2 separate regions of the Homo sapiens genome follow, and region 1 is linked to region 2. Evidence: chromatin loops called from intact Hi-C (ENCODE). Cell type or tissue: endothelial cell of umbilical vein. All regions are shown on one strand. Links, peaks and the distances in the headings refer to the core of each region. The heading gives the core; the rest is flanking DNA.

What was found. Peaks named below come from ENCODE experiments on the same cell type or tissue, not always from the same donor. Only the 100,000 strongest peaks of a DNase experiment are listed, where the experiment ranks them.
Region 1: a loop joins it to region 2, with 10 times the contacts of the local background. A loop is called at or near these places in 1 of 110 quality-filtered maps.

What each region holds. Positions count from the first base shown.
Region 1 is chr17:69,824,967-69,832,713 of GRCh38, forward strand. All of the region lies in intron 3 of LINC01483 (long intergenic non-protein coding RNA 1483), which reads left to right. Among named protein-coding and RNA genes, the nearest start is that of LINC01497, 130 kb to the right of the region's middle. In endothelial cell of umbilical vein, for the core only: no CTCF peak of the experiment used is centred there; a DNase peak (open chromatin) is centred at 3,295; H3K27ac peaks cover 1,555 bases.
Region 2 is chr17:70,035,922-70,043,668 of GRCh38, forward strand. All of the region lies in intron 1 of LOC105371881 (a long non-coding RNA gene), which reads right to left. LOC124904053 (a long non-coding RNA gene) reads left to right here and starts at 258. Exons shown (of 2, transcript XR_007065891.1): 1 at 258-344; 2 at 3,507-3,801. LOC112267896 (a long non-coding RNA gene) reads right to left here and starts at 1,847. Exons shown (of 5, transcript XR_001752989.3): 1 at 1,761-1,847. In endothelial cell of umbilical vein, for the core only: no CTCF peak of the experiment used is centred there; DNase peaks (open chromatin) are centred at 4,620 and 5,800; H3K27ac peaks cover 2,649 bases.

The DNA of each region.
Region 1 (7,747 bases), core at 1,008-6,007, 210 kb before region 2:
TGAATAATCAATATAAGGTAAAGCTTGAAAGCCAGTCTCCATAGCAACATATAAAGTTTCACATCTCTAGCTAGTGGACAGAAAAAGGTGATTATAACATAGAACTTAATTTCAAGAGTAGCTAAGCTCCAGAGAAAGTCAAGTTCTTAATCCCAACAGATCTATTATGCCATCGTCAGGGCCTTTATTGGGAAAGAGTGAGACCCTGAAAGTTGGGTTGGTTATACCTGGGCTGATGCACATGAGTGTCTTGAATCTCTTTGGACATTCTGGCCCTGCAGAAGTAGCCCACTTTTTACTGATGAGGTTTATCTGCATTTGATTAATCTCAGATGATACTCTCACCTCTTCTGCTAGCCAATAGACTAATAGATTTGAAATGCAATGTGGCATTGGCCCAGCTGAGGAAGTGATAAATTAGTTAAGGAAGACACTGACTATGGACAGAAGGAGTTGCAGGACCTAGCCAGGGTAGTATATCTGGGTCTGGATCTTGAGGGTAGTGGATCAAGGGGGATAATATGTAAAGTTGGATGAAGTAGAGTGTGTTGATACAGGATATCCCTCCTGTAGTGTAGGATTTTATACCTTGGTAGCAACCTTGGGAGATGGTACTAATATGCTGCTAGAATGACTTTTGGAAACAAGTAAAAGGAAGCCGGGCCTCCTTTTACAGGTTAACGCCTGTAATCCCAGCACTTTAGGAGGCTGAGGCTGGCAGATCACTTGAGGTCAGGAGTTTGAGGCCAGCCTAGCCAACACAGTGAAACCCTGTCTCTACTAAAAATACATACACACACAAAAAAATAGCTCGTGTGGTGGTGCACACCTATAATCCCAGCTACTGGGGAGTCTGAGGCATGAGAATCACTTGAACCTGGGAGGCAGAGGTTACAGTGAGCTGAGATGGCGCCATTGCACTCAAGCTTGGGTGATAGAGTGAGACTCCATTTCAAAAAAAAGAAAGAAAGAAAAGAAAACAAGTAAAAGGTGATAGCCACTACTAAGTGAAGTAGCAATGCCAGGATTGCCATGGAAAATGGTAGAGGAAGGGTTCAAAAGGCTCAGAGAAGTGGACATGCCAATTGGATATGCAACTGAAGGTCAGAAAACCTACCCACTGACAATGTTGAATGAGTTCAGACCATCCAAAAGCCACATGGAACAGTCTTACTAACCACCATGGAAGACCTAAGAATTGAATCCTTCCCTAGGCCAGTTGATAAAACTTGATTGCATCCTGTGAGAGATTTGAAGTAGAAGACACAGCCATCCCATGCCCAGACTCCTGATCAAAGAAATAAAGAGAAATAAATTCATATTGTTTTAAGCTGTTGAGTTTTGGCATAATCTGTTACATAGCAATAGATGATAAATACATTAACCCAGGAAAATTTTAAAATAGATTCACATAAAAATCAGTACATAAATGTTTAAAACAGCTCTAAAATGTATAATTTTACCAAACTGGAAACAATCTAAATGTCCTTCAGTAGATGAACGGATAAACTATGGTGCATCTGCACAATAGAATACTACTCAGCAATGAAAAAGGAATGAATCATTGTTATATGCAATTTGGGTTAATTTTAAATGCATTTTATTAAGTGAAAAAATCCAGTTTCAAAAAATTACTTGTGTATGATTACATTTACATGGCATTCTGGAAAAGGCAAGAGAGAGAATAGCTCAGTGATTGCCAGAGGTTAGAGGTTAGATATGTGTCTATGTGTCTATGTGTGCATGTTGTGGGGGATTGGAATGAAAGAGACGGCACAAGAGAATTCTTCGGTGTGTTGGAATTATCCTGTATCCTACATACAGTATAGTTACAAAAATTTATGTGTGTATAAAAACTCAGATCTGTCTACCAAAAGCAGTAAATGTTACTCGAGGTAAATGAAAAATAATGCTGCTGAATTCCAGGGGGAATGACAGAATTGATGCCAACTTTAAAGAGCTAAAAGCTGCAAGAATGATGATCCCCATCATGTCTCTGTTTAACCCACCATTCTCGGGCCTGCTACAATGCTGCACAGACTCTGTTGAACGACAGTAGGATATCACAGACTCCATCAACTAGAAGCCTCTTGATGGCAGCAGTGGTGGTAGATACTGTATCTTTGCTAGAGCAGATTGATATGGCTTCTGGTACATAGCATGTGACCACTGACTTAATTAATACATTTTTTTTTCCATCACTCTTAGGAAGGACAACCAGAAACAGTACAGAATCAAATTTGCATGGGATAGAAAACAGTATATATTTATAGTCTTGTCCCAAGGCCAAACTAATTTTCCTCCCATAATCAGAATAAAGTCTGAAGGGATATGGGTCACCTTGGTATTTTGCAGCACATTACACTGGTCAGCTATATGGGTGATACTGTTATTATTGGAATGGATGAACAGGAAATGGAAAATCTATTGGAAGTCTTGGTAAGATATATGCACTTGAAAGGATTGCCAACCTAAAAAACAAACAGAGGCTTTCTAAAAGAAAACACTTATTTGGGAATAAAATATTGCGATGGGAATATATGCATGCCATAGTAAATATGTGCATATTCAGGGAGGTAAAGGAAGACAAAGGTTTTTAAAGGGAAAAACTCAGGAGTATTACTTAATTGTTTTGAAATAATTATCCTTTGTAACAAAGATCAATAACAAGAGTGACGACAGTCGAGGTTAGGGAGGCAGTTGCTGGGCAGATGTCCTGGCAGAAGTATATTTTGTGTAAAGTTATTGTGGTCTTTGTGAAGGTTGTGGATTGTCTCATTTTTGTTGTTGTTGTTATCAAGCATACAAGTGTGAGAATCCTCTCTTCATGGCCTTCACTGGCCCTATCTGTCAGGATTTTCTTAACATTAGTGACTCCTTCTGACAACTTTCACAGGGTGGTAGATAAACCCTATGAAGGTACAGGTGCCCATTATGTCACTAAACTTTCTAGGAGTCCAGAGCCTAGAACATGCCAGGACAACCTTCAAAGCACCCCCTCCACCTCCAAGGCGAAGGAGAAAGCATGTTAGTCCTGTTTGGGTTCTGAAGTCTACAAATTTGTAGCATATGAGATTTCTGTTTTTCTTCCTCTGTGTTTCAAAAATAGACTGTGCCCTTCAGCACCTAAAAAATAATGAAATAACGTAATAATATTCATAATAAAGAATAGCATCTCATGCCAGGATTTCCAATATATCCTGCCTTTGTTGGTGGTCAGCAGTAGGAAGCGAATCCCTATTTTCCTCAGCCCAGTCATCCTCAGAGGACACTGGCAACGGGCCACTGTAACCACAGGGAAAATTAGACATATGACAAAGCTGGAGGCTAAAAATAGAATTCCTTTCCGATCAGCTTGTTCTATGCAATGCTTTTAATCTGGGGCTACCCTTCGTATGATCACTCAGTCACATGGACTAATCTAGTATCATCAACATCAAGGGAATTTCCAAGACACTTTACTATAGCAAATGAAATTCCATTTTTAAAAATAGGAAAACAATAGTGGTGTTCAGACGTTTTCCTGGATATTTTCTGGGGAACCTTCAGGGCTACTAATGTGTTTGTCTCTCAAGTATGCTTTAAGTTATCTTTGCTTGGTTCATAGACTCTTTTAAATGTCTGACTTATAACCACATCCTCAAAATACATTCATAAATACATTTGCCCAGCTTTGCCTACAGTTTCAGGTAAGTAGCAGAACTCCTGAAAAGCCCTGGGCTTTATAGACTCCCATGGGTAAGAAACGCTGCGTTGGACAATGTTTTTCCATGCCATGTATTGAATTGACATCTAAGCCAGCAACATTAATACAATGATCTAAAAAAGAGCTTTAGACACTGCAGCTATTAAGGTGTGAAAATTCTAGTTAGCAACAGGGACATCCTCTGCTGGAGATGAAGTTCTATGTTTTGTTATACTGAGCTGCTGAGTAATTCTTGTTTGTTCAGAAATCAAAATCCATATTCTTCTTTCATTGATTGTAATTTCAGTGGGGGCAAACAAGTGATATTAAAAGTTCGAGCTGTTGCTTAAGCCTTTAGTTATTGATATCATTATAAGATCAAGTCATTATTTATTATTTACTTTGGCTTGATAAATAGACTTGACGTATATGCTTACTTATAAGTTCCTCCTGAAATCATGCTATGATGAAATAACTAATAATGGCATTTAAAATAATAATGGCTATAGGTAATGAGTACTTATATGCAAGCATTGTGCTAAATGCTTTGGAGGCATTGTCTCAATGAAGTTGTACAATAATTCTCCCAGGAGGTAATATTATTCACATTTTACAGATGAGAAAGCAGAGGTATAGGGAGGTAAAGTAACTTGGCCAAAAGTCTGTATCTAGTAAAGTACAATGCTAGGATTTTGACCACAGGTCTTTTCCATTCCTAAAGCTTTGTATTAAATAGCTATGATATAATGCCTTTTTTGTAGAAAAAGAAAAAAGATAAATTTAAGAAAATCTTATTTATTATTTTTTCCTTTATTCATACAAGAGGATTATTTCTTTATTCACACAAGAGGATTTTCTTCATGAAAACTTAAATGTTAATGTTATTGAACTATAGCTTATAGATAATCAAATACAACTTACAATATTGCACATAATCATGTGTCTCTTTTAAATGTTTAGTTCAACTTGACAAATGTATACATCTGTATAACCACCTTCTAAATCAAGGTACAGAATATTTTTGTCACTGCAAATAGTTTCTTTATGACTGTTTGCAGTCTCCCACCTTTAGCAATCAGGTTTAATTTACATAACTTTAGATTAGTTTTGCCTATTCTAAGGTTATATAATAGAATCATATAGTATGTACTCTTTTGCTTCTGTCTTCTTTTGCTCAGCATATTTCTGAGATTCATTCCTGTACAAGATACATGCACAAAACAGTAGCTTGTTCCTTTTTTCCTGCTGACTAGTATTCCATGTCATGAATATCCACAATTTGCCATCTATTCCCTTGAGGTGGGACATTTTGACTGTTTGCAGACTTTTGACTATTATGTTTAAATCTGCTATAAACATTGAATTACAATTCTTTGTGTAGACATAGGTTTCTATTTCTCTAGGATTAAAATTACCAAGTCACATGGTAAATGTATAGATGTACATCTTTACAGGAACTTGTCAAACTGCTTTCCAAAGTGATTTTATCATTTTTCCACTAGCAATATAGTAGAGTTTGGATGGCTCCATACCCTTGCCAACACTCAGGACTCTCAGTTTAGCCATTATATATGTGTGAAGTGTCACTGTTGGTTTGTGTTTTCCTGATAGCTAATGATATTGAACATATGCTTATTGGCTATTCCTTTATCTTGTTTTGTGAAATATCTGTTCAAATCTTTGACCTATTTTTTAATGAGCCATTTGTAATATTTGACTATGTATATATAAATATATGCATTCTGGATACAAATCTTCTAAAGATTATCTAGTCTCTGTATTCCACCTCTCTGTTGATATATTGAAAATTATTCTAGTCTCTAAATTGCCATTTATTTTCTTCACAGTGTCTTTTCAAGAGCAGAAATTCTACATTTTGATGAAGTCTAATTGATACATATTGTTTTCCTTTCATTGTTCATTCATTTTATGCCCTAGCTAAGAAATCTTTGCTTATTCTAAGTCTGCAGATTTTTCTGTATATTTGGTCCTTGAATTTTTTAATACTATTCCACATGCTTTATATTATTACTTTATGTAGAGTTGGGTATAGGCTTAATTTAGTCCTCCTCTGAAACATAGTCTTTCATGAATGTCCACTGAATGCCCTAGTGATCAACAAGTTTCCTTTACACTGATTGGTTAGAACAGATATAACTCCTACTTGTTAAGCTCCAGAAATAATTGTTCTTTTCCAACTGCTTGTTTTTTATCCAATCTCAGAGTCTCACCCTATGCACGTGCAGGTTAGAGTTCAGCCAAAGGCTTAAGAAGACTCTTATGAAGATTTCTGGAGGTATTTTCCTAGTTTTCTCAGGTACATAGCTCCACAAATTCTAGCTGCTTTTGCTTTCCTGAGTTCCGAGATCGATCTCTCTCTCTCTCTCTCTCTCTCTCTCTCTCTCTCTCACTCTCTCTCTCTCTCTCTTTCTCTCTCTCCCTCTCTCCCTCCCTCCCTGCCTGCCTCTCTCCCTCCCTCCCTCTCCTTTTCCCTCCCTTCCCTCTCATCATTTCTCTCCAGCTTATGGAGAATGTCATGCCCTTTCTGGGTATCTGAGCTATGTGCTGGTTTTCAGTAAAGCCTTCAAGATAGCAAGATAGAAAGCCAGGATGATCAGAGAAATCATTTCATTTGTTTCTCTTTTCTTGAAGACCACAGTCCTTCCCAGCCAGCTGCCAAATGTTTGAAAGCCATTTTACAAATACATTTTTTCTACATTCTAGTTTTCTGTGATGGGAAGATCAATCTGGTGCCAGTTATTCCTTCATGGTGAAAACAGAAATGTAACATACAGCTTTAAAATGGACTTCCTTTGTTATATTGGTTTATTTTAATATATTCTTCTTTCTTTTTTAAGGCAAATTTGAAGTGAAGGAAATAATTTGTCTTAATTAAAATATTTAAAACAGACCGCATATGTATATATATATATATATATATATATAGAGAGAGAGAGAGAGAGAGAGAGAGAGAGTGTGTGTGTGTGTGTGTGTGTGTGTGTGTGAGAGAGAGAGAGAGAGACAGAGTTGTTGCCTAGGCTGGAGTGCAGTGGCACGATCTTCGCTCACTGCTGCCTTGACTTCCCAGGCTCAAGAGATTCTCCCATCTCAGCCTCTTGTGTAGTTGGGATTACAGGTGTGCGCCACCATGCCTGGCTATTTTTTTGCATCTTTTGTAAAGACGAGGTTTCACCATGTTGCCCAGGCTAGTCTCAAACTCCTGGGCTCAAGGAATCTGCCCTGCCTCAGGCTCCCAAAGTGCTGGGATTACAGGCATGAGCCACTGCGCCCGGCTGAAAGCATTTTAAACATGTATTAACTACTTAGTAGCTGGTCCTGTCTTCTAGCTAATAACATTTTAATTTTTTTATAATGGCATAAGAATAAAAGTTTTTTATACCCTTCATATTATTATTTTTTATTGAGGATATAGCATCCTAGAGTATAGGTGATTTGGCAGAGGTTATGAAATTACATTTAATTCCATGAATGTATTAATATCTAAGAGTCATTGTGCATTTCCTAACTGCTTTATTTTTTCTCATTGTATTTTCCCAACAACTCTATAAGGTAGACTCTATAACTTGCCCCATTTTATAGATGAGGAAACAGGCTTAGTGAAATTTTTTAAATGGTCCAGTTCATACCACTAGAAAGGGCAAAGCCTGGAGTTTTACATGTCTAGTCTGATCCCAGAGCCTGATTTCTTAACCATTATAGTAACTTGTTTTCTTATTGAATGACCACTATGCACCTGGCCCTAGGTAAAGAGAAATAAAATTTTATTTGTTTTCTATCATCAATGAGCTAACAAATTGGAGACGGGGAGACAGATGTATGAACAAAGTACCGTAAACATGAGAAGTGCTGAAGTAGAGTATGTGTGTGAACGAGGCTAATAGAGTGTGGGAAATGAGCAATCTTTTGGAGAAGAGGAGCAGGATGTACAAAGATATCAAAATGAGCGAGGAATAAAATGAAGCATGAGGTGGCTGGGGGGTTGAAAGGTAAACTACTGAATATCTCTGCCAATGGAAAACCTCTAGGAAGCCTTGTTATAAA
Region 2 (7,747 bases), core at 1,868-6,867:
TTTACCCCAAAGGGTATATGAAAGGTTGACCTTGGACTCGTATCCTAAAGCCAGCCAGACTATTTTCCAGTTGTATCCAGTCCTTCCTCACTTCCCTTGTCTGCTGCCAGGGGGAAGAATTCTAAAGTAATTAGCTAGAACTGGTCCTACTAGAGTATGGTGAAGGCGGCTTCTGCCCAAGAAATTTACCTTGTTTTGTGGTCTCTCTGTTCATGTGGGTCTCACTCATAGATAAAAGTGGTGTGGCCAAGAATGGAATTGAGAACACTGCCTCCAATAAGACAAAACTAAATAAGCCAAATGGTGGAATTTCAAGGCCTATACACCGTGTCTGGGTTTCACGGGTAAGCTATTCATCTGCATTTCCTGTATGCTTGTAGTCACTTTTCATTTGCATGTTCCCAGAGAGAAATAAAATACTGATATAAACAAAGGAATTGGAGCAAGGCAGGTTGGTTCTTGGGAGATACAAATATTAACTCTTATTCTGTCTTTCTAGATTTTTTGCTTCAAAATATTCTGTTCACCGCTAAGATTTTAATGAAAAGAAACATCTATAAGAAATGTTTCTCTATGTGTACCTCTTAGAAATGTAATAACTTATTTATGCAAATGTAAATTATTAAAATAAGTAATTAATATTGATTTATTATTCTAATGCCTCTTCTGAAGAACTCTTCTAGCTGTGAACTGAAAGTTATATCTTGAAAGTGTGCAGCATTTGGAACCAGATGAAGCCAAGTTTAAGGCTGGGCATCCTTGCTTACTGGTTGTATTTCTTTGGCTAGTTAAGTTCTGTGAGTCTCAATTATTAAATCTGTAAGTGGGTATAATAACTCCCCTAATTATACTGTGAGGTATATATTATTATGTGAGGCAATGTATATTAAAGTATTATACATTGGAAACCCCACAAAGGTAAGGTGTTATTAGTAATAACCATCATTTAATGCTGTTCACACATGACATGTATATATAGTCACTCCACAAAGCCTGTGATTATCTAAATTGGTGATTAGAAGAGTAACAGAAGTTCTTTCCAAAGACAACACATGAATTCAAAGATTGAAAAAACATTCTTCCATCACAAAGAGAAGACTTTACACTTTCTGTTCTATTTTGTGAAGAGGATATGGAAATTAAAGTAAGCCTTATGTATTTTTTCCAAAATATGGATATTAAATCAGAGAAACAAATAAAGAACAAAAGCCACAACAATAACAACAGCAACAAGCAAACTAAGAGTCTTCTGGCTCAGTTCAAGGCAATAACCTGTATTGTAGGTAACAATAGTGATTACTCCGTATTTTCTCTTTTTATTAATAGAAGAAACTCAAAGAAGAAGAAGAAAGTCTGGCTTCCTTTTACTATTTGTGACTATACATAAAATAGAACTGGAAAAGAGAATAATAATTATCCTCTTGTTTGACTTATGTCAACAGCTTTTTTTATTGTCATAAAGACAAAATAAGACAAAAAGCATTCCCTTATAAAAGTGTGAATTGTTACTAAATTATCTAGATAATTTCTTCTACTCTGTTTTACTGTTGCTGAATGTTTTACTTATTGTCCCCAATAATGTTGTATGGCCATGTTCCAAAGACTTTTAAACATTTTTTGATTTACGCACACTTTCTATTAGCCATTTTCTAAAAAGATTTTTTTCCCAAAGCAAGTTGAGTAATCATGCTTTCTATTTTTAATTTATACTTAACACTCTATTTTCGTTCTCACCATTCATGTGCTCTGTGTTTACTTACCTTGCTTCAGACAGGTCTGTTTCCCTTTCTCTTTTATGGAAAACTTCACCATCTGTTCCCAATGCTGTAATAGCTTACCATGGTATTTAGGTTTATAGTGGGTAGGACTGAGGAGTGGCAAAGAGAGTTAAGAAAAAGAAAAAAAAACTGAACTGTGTCAATTGAAATTCAAGTTAATTAATGGAAAACTTTTGTGTTAATAAAACATTTTTATTGCATACTATAACATGAAGCATACATTTCCTAAAATGTATTTATTGTTATATCTACTACTAATATTATTCAGCCTTTTTTTTTTTTTTGAGACAGAATTTTGCTCTTGTCACCCAGGCTAGGGTGCAATGGTGCAATCTCGGCTCACTGCAACCTCCACCTCCCCGGTTCAAGTGATTCTCCTGTCTCAGCCTCCCTAGTAGCTGGGATTACAGGCATGCACTACCACGGCCAGCTAGTTTTTTGTACTTTTAGTAGAGACAGAGTTTCACCATGTTGGTCAGGCTGGTCTTGAACTCCTGACCTCAGCTGATCCACCCACCTCGGCCTCCGAAAGTGATGGGAATACAGGCATAAGCCACAGTGCCCAGCCTATTCAGCCCTTTTCTATTTGGAGAATGGTTGGTCTTTGCACGTTTTACGTTGTCATCCACATATAAATGAAATCAGTTGAAATAAGAACCATTATGACACTTTTACATTAAAAAGAAAGTAACTATTGAAACTTTTCAGCAAAGAAGATATACGAATGATCAGTAAGCACATAAAAAAAATTGCCCAATATCTTAGTCATTAGGGAAATGCAAGTTTAAGCCACAATGAGGTTCTATCTCACATCCACAAGGATGGTGATAACAAAAAAGTAGACAATAACAGTTGTTGAGGATGCAGAGAAACAGAAGCCTCACGCACTGCTAAGAGAAATGTAAAATGGTATAGCCATTTTGGAAAACACTTTGGCAGTTTCTTAATCAGTGAAACAAATTTATCATATAACCCAGAAATGAAATTCTACCCAAGAAATGAAAACATATGTCCACACCAAAACATATACATGCATGTTCATAGCAGCATTATTCATAATAGACAAAAAGTGGAGCCAACTCAAATCTCCATTAATTAGTGAAGGGAGAAATAAAATGTGGTATTTTCATACAATGAAATACTATTCAGCAATAATAAGATAAAGCACTGTTTCGGGCTATTACGTGGGTGAACCTTGAATGCATTATGCTAAGTGAAATAAGCCAGGTACAAAATATCATGTAATAGTATGATTCCACTTGTGTGCAAAGTCCTGAGAATACAAATCTATAGAGACAGAAAATAGATTAGTGGTTACCTGGAATTGAGGTGGAAACAGGCATTAACTATGAAGGGGCCTGAGGGATCTTATTGTGATGATTGAAACATTATAAATCTGGATTATAGTGAGACAGATGTACCACCACTAGGTACTTTACTAAAAGCCATTGAATTGCATGCTTAAAATGGGCTTGAGTACTGCAGTAGGTTTTCTGTGCAGGTGTCTTAATAAGGTTTTGTATGGAGGGAGAGGCTAGCCCTCATCTGGGAAAGAGACTTGCTAGGATTTAGTCGATTTTGTCTCTGTTTGTGCCACCTGCCCCACTATGAAAGCTTTATGACCAATAAAAACAGGAAATATGCAATTCCTGGAGCTCAGGTTTTATATTTTCCTGCCCCAGAGGACAACATAAAATCCATGTTAACCCTAGATTTTATGCATTTCAGGTGTTCAAAACAAGGTACAGTGTAATGCAGGGAACTTGAAAAGCAGAGCGTTTGACCTCAGCATCCTGAAATCAGGTGTGAGAAGAAGAAAACAAGACACCTTGTAATTAAGACAGATCCAAGACCAGATTAATAATAAATATGGCAGGAAACATTGGGAAGTGTCACCCTAGAGGCCGAACCATGGATTTTAATATGTATCCTTTCAATTAGCCATTGACTCTGTGGACATCCTTTCATACTTAATGGAAGCAGCCTATGTTAAAATTCAAATAAAATCTCAAATTTAAAATCATTTCTCATTTTCACTCTGCATTTATTATAGCAGCCTCTTTGAAGTCACTGTCCTTCTTCTTCTTTTTTTTTTTTTTTCCCCAGACAGATTCTTGCTCTGTTGTCCAGACTGGAGTGCAGTGGCACGATCTCAGCTCACTGCAACCTCCGCCTCCCCGGTTCAAGCAATTCTCCTGCCTCAGCCTCCTGAGTAGCTGGGATTACAGGCACCCGCCACCACACCTGGCTAATTTTTGTATTTTCAGTAGAGACGGGGTTTCACCATGTTGGTCAGGCTAGTCTCAAACTCCTGACCTCAAGCGGGTCTCAAACTCCTGACCTCAGGCGATCCGCTCACCTCGGCCTCCCAAAGTGCTGGGATTTCAGGCATGAGCCACGGAGCATGGCCTGAAGTCACTTTCTATCCGATAATTTATCATTCATTTTCTTTTAACATATATTAATTGGCCATTGACTCTATGGACATTCTGCTCAATGGAGAAGTCCAAAGGGATATCAAATATCCTTGAACTTTTCACCAATTTGCAGGACAGCGGAGGATACAAGTCAAACATATACATAGATAAATTACTGCAATAGAGCAGGGGAGCACATGCTGACAGCCAGAAGAGTAGGGAGTGGTAGTTCCTAAATGCATATTGATTAACTGTTCCTAGGCTGGTTGCATCAAAATTGTTTGGAAAAGAAATAATAATACAACTTCCCTAGTCTTACACTATCCCCTTGCTATTCAGTGTGAACTGAGGACCAACAGCATTGGCATTGCCTGGAAACTTGTTAGAAGTGTTGGATTGCCAGACCCGTCAAAGACCTAGTGAATCAGAATCGCATATTTAGTAATTTTCCTGTATGATTCATAAGCACATTGAAGTTGAGGAAGCACTCTGGACTATAGACAGATGTGTCAGTCATGAGATTCTGGGAATTTTTTTTTAATATATGGTTACTAGGTTGTTTCATTTTTTTTTAATTCATTTTATTTGTCTATTCTACTAGAGAGGTAAAAGTTGCATATATTTATCATGACCAACAAGTTTTTTGAAATACATTGTGGAATGACTCAATTGAGCTAATTAACATATGCATCACTTCACATGTCATTTTGGGGGGTTTGAGAACACTTAAAATGTACTCTAAGCAATTTTCAAGAATACAACGTATTGTTATTTACTATAGGCACCATGTTGTACAATACATGTCTTGAACTTATTCCTCCTAATTGAAATGCTGTAGCCTTTGACTAGCACCTCTCTATCCATCTTATCAGCGCGAGCCTCTGGTAACCACCATTTGGGAATGTGTATTTTTACAAGGGTCCCAGAGGGTTCTATGTTCAAATTGTGCAGAGAAACCAGTGACCACAGAAGATGGCGAATTGCAGAGGTCCCTAGAGAAGGTGGTCTTGCATTGACTAAGAGGGTAAGTGGAGAGTGGGTAGGGAGAGCCATCAGAAAGAGCAAAGGTGTTGAGCAGTATTACTTGAGACCTGTTTGAGGAATCATGAGCAAAGCTGCTTAGCTGGTTCCAAGGGTTTGAAAAATAGCCTGAGAGGTTAAAAGCAGGGGCCAGTGAATCACCCACATTCTGCATGCAGACTAAAGTTTGATTGATAGAGACAGGCAGTAGAAAATCATTGAATACTTGGGGAAAGAATTGTGTAAATAATAAGTGATGTAAAGTATTGTTTCCAATTTTTCAACAGGGCTTACTATGAATAAGAGAAAGTAAAGCCTGCTCCTGAATTTAAACCTGGGTTTATGGGTTTCTTCACGTCCGTTCATATCTTTGAAACAGCGCTTTTTCATCATGATCATTTCTATGCCCGTGAAAAGTACTGCAACATCTGCGTGCAGTTGTTTTTCCTCAATAATAATGTCCGACGATAGACGTAAATAGTCCTTTTGACTAGAGCTGTTTTCTGGAATGGCTCCAATACTAAGAAGGGAAAAATGCAAAAGCTAAAGAATTAGATAGCTCTTAGATTGTGTTGTTCTCTCTGAGAAGATAAAACTGAAACCCCTATTAGAAAGGCAGGATTACGGAGAGATTATGATATGTGAAAATTACAATAGGCCACAGGAAAGTGTGGTGGAAGACTTATAAGCATCTACTGCAAAGGAAGACATTGTTCTTTCTGATTAGGAAGGTCATAACCTGATCTGGAGGTTTCTTCCTTTGATGCTGAGAGAAGGAATCCTAAGAATAATAAGAAGCCAATGTATTGCAATAACTATTTTATGGATTACTCTGAGGTCCAAAATTCCTAGAAAAGATGATTGTTTTCTTTGAAAAGCAAGAATCTGCTTTTGTGCTTCCCAGAGAAGATCGTTTAGAAAAAGGAGTTGGTTATTTATTGTTCACTTTCATGATTCTAAAGAGAGGTGACCTCAGTGATTGAAACAGAAGACAAAAATAATTTTGAGCTGTCTCTTGGCTTTTCATTTTTCAAGGGCTTCAAATATATTATTTGGCTATTACAAAATTTATGAAGCCTCCTGACAAACTCGAACCCTTTCCCCCCATTTATTGGAATCACTCTGCCCTGAAAATTTGGATCCTGAATCTATTTCTGCTCCTGTACTCAGATCTTTGAGCACAGCCAGAGAAAATTTTACAAATGTGTGGCTTGGTGCCTTTAAAAAGTATAGGCCCTACTTCAACTGCTCATTCAGTATCATTGGGCAATTAGGGCAATGATTTGCTTGTCTTCAATGAGTTCTTCTATTCTCATAGAAGCTCTGGCAAGCTATTTGTCTCAAGCCCTTTGTAGAGAGGCCCACCCTCATGCCCAGGAGGATGAACTCTCGCATGGCTTCCTCATACTCTCCCTAGTCCTGTTTCTGCTCTCCTATAAATATTTAGGTATACAAATACATCTTTTTTCTCTCTCTCTTAAAGAAAGAAGTGTTTCTTTTTGGGATGACAGCAATCCTTCCAGTTGTACTCTTGATCCTACATTGCATACCCTCTGTTTTTCTTTAAGACCTTGCCCCAACAATGACCCCCTTTTTCTCCATATCTTCAGCCTTTCCTTCTCTACTGGCTCCTTCCTTTCAGTTATAAACATGAACAAACTTCTGCAATTCCAAACAAACCCTCCTTTGACCTTGCATCTCCTTCCAGCTACTACCTATCACTCTTCTGCCCTCCACAGCTTTGAAAAAAATGAAAACTGAGGATGTTTTTATTGCAAAGGAAAACATGCTCATTATATAAAGTTAAGAAATAGAATAGTCATAGAAGAGAGAGATACAGGAATAGAGAGAAGAAGTTGGAAGGCACAACCATATATTAATAACTAGAGATGATCATTGTTACCAACTTTTATATATTTCTAGGATACCTCTATGCATAAAGGTACTTTGGAATCATAAAATGGATCTATACTGTTCACGTTATTTTATAATATAAATATTTCATTTTTAATATTTTGAAGATAGTTCAGTTACATTGCATTTCAATCTACAATGCCATTGCTAGTGGCTAAATTGTATTCCATGGTGTAGCTGAATAATATTTTGAAGTATTAACTAATGTGTTTCCTCCTGTACTCCCTCCCTGACACCATCTCCTACCCTTGCACCTGCTCATCACTACCTCCTTCTCAGTCTCTCCATATATACCAGACTTAATATTCTTAACCTAAATGTGTTACTGAAGAAGCATGGGTAGCATTTTAAAAAGACACTTTCATAACTCAAAGTAGAGGAACTAGAGATAATAGAAAGGAAATGTTGAGTTTATGAGTATTTCAGGAATCTGGTGTTGAAAATTTTATGCTATAACTGTGAGTAGTGTTCATGGTCACCATAACTAGGATCTTTTTTTTTTTTTTTTTTTTTTTTTTTTTGGTGTGAGACAGAGTTTCACTTTTTTTGCCTAGGCTGGTGTGCAATGGCGTGATCACAGCTCACCACAACCTCCGCCTCCCGGGTTCAAGCGATTCT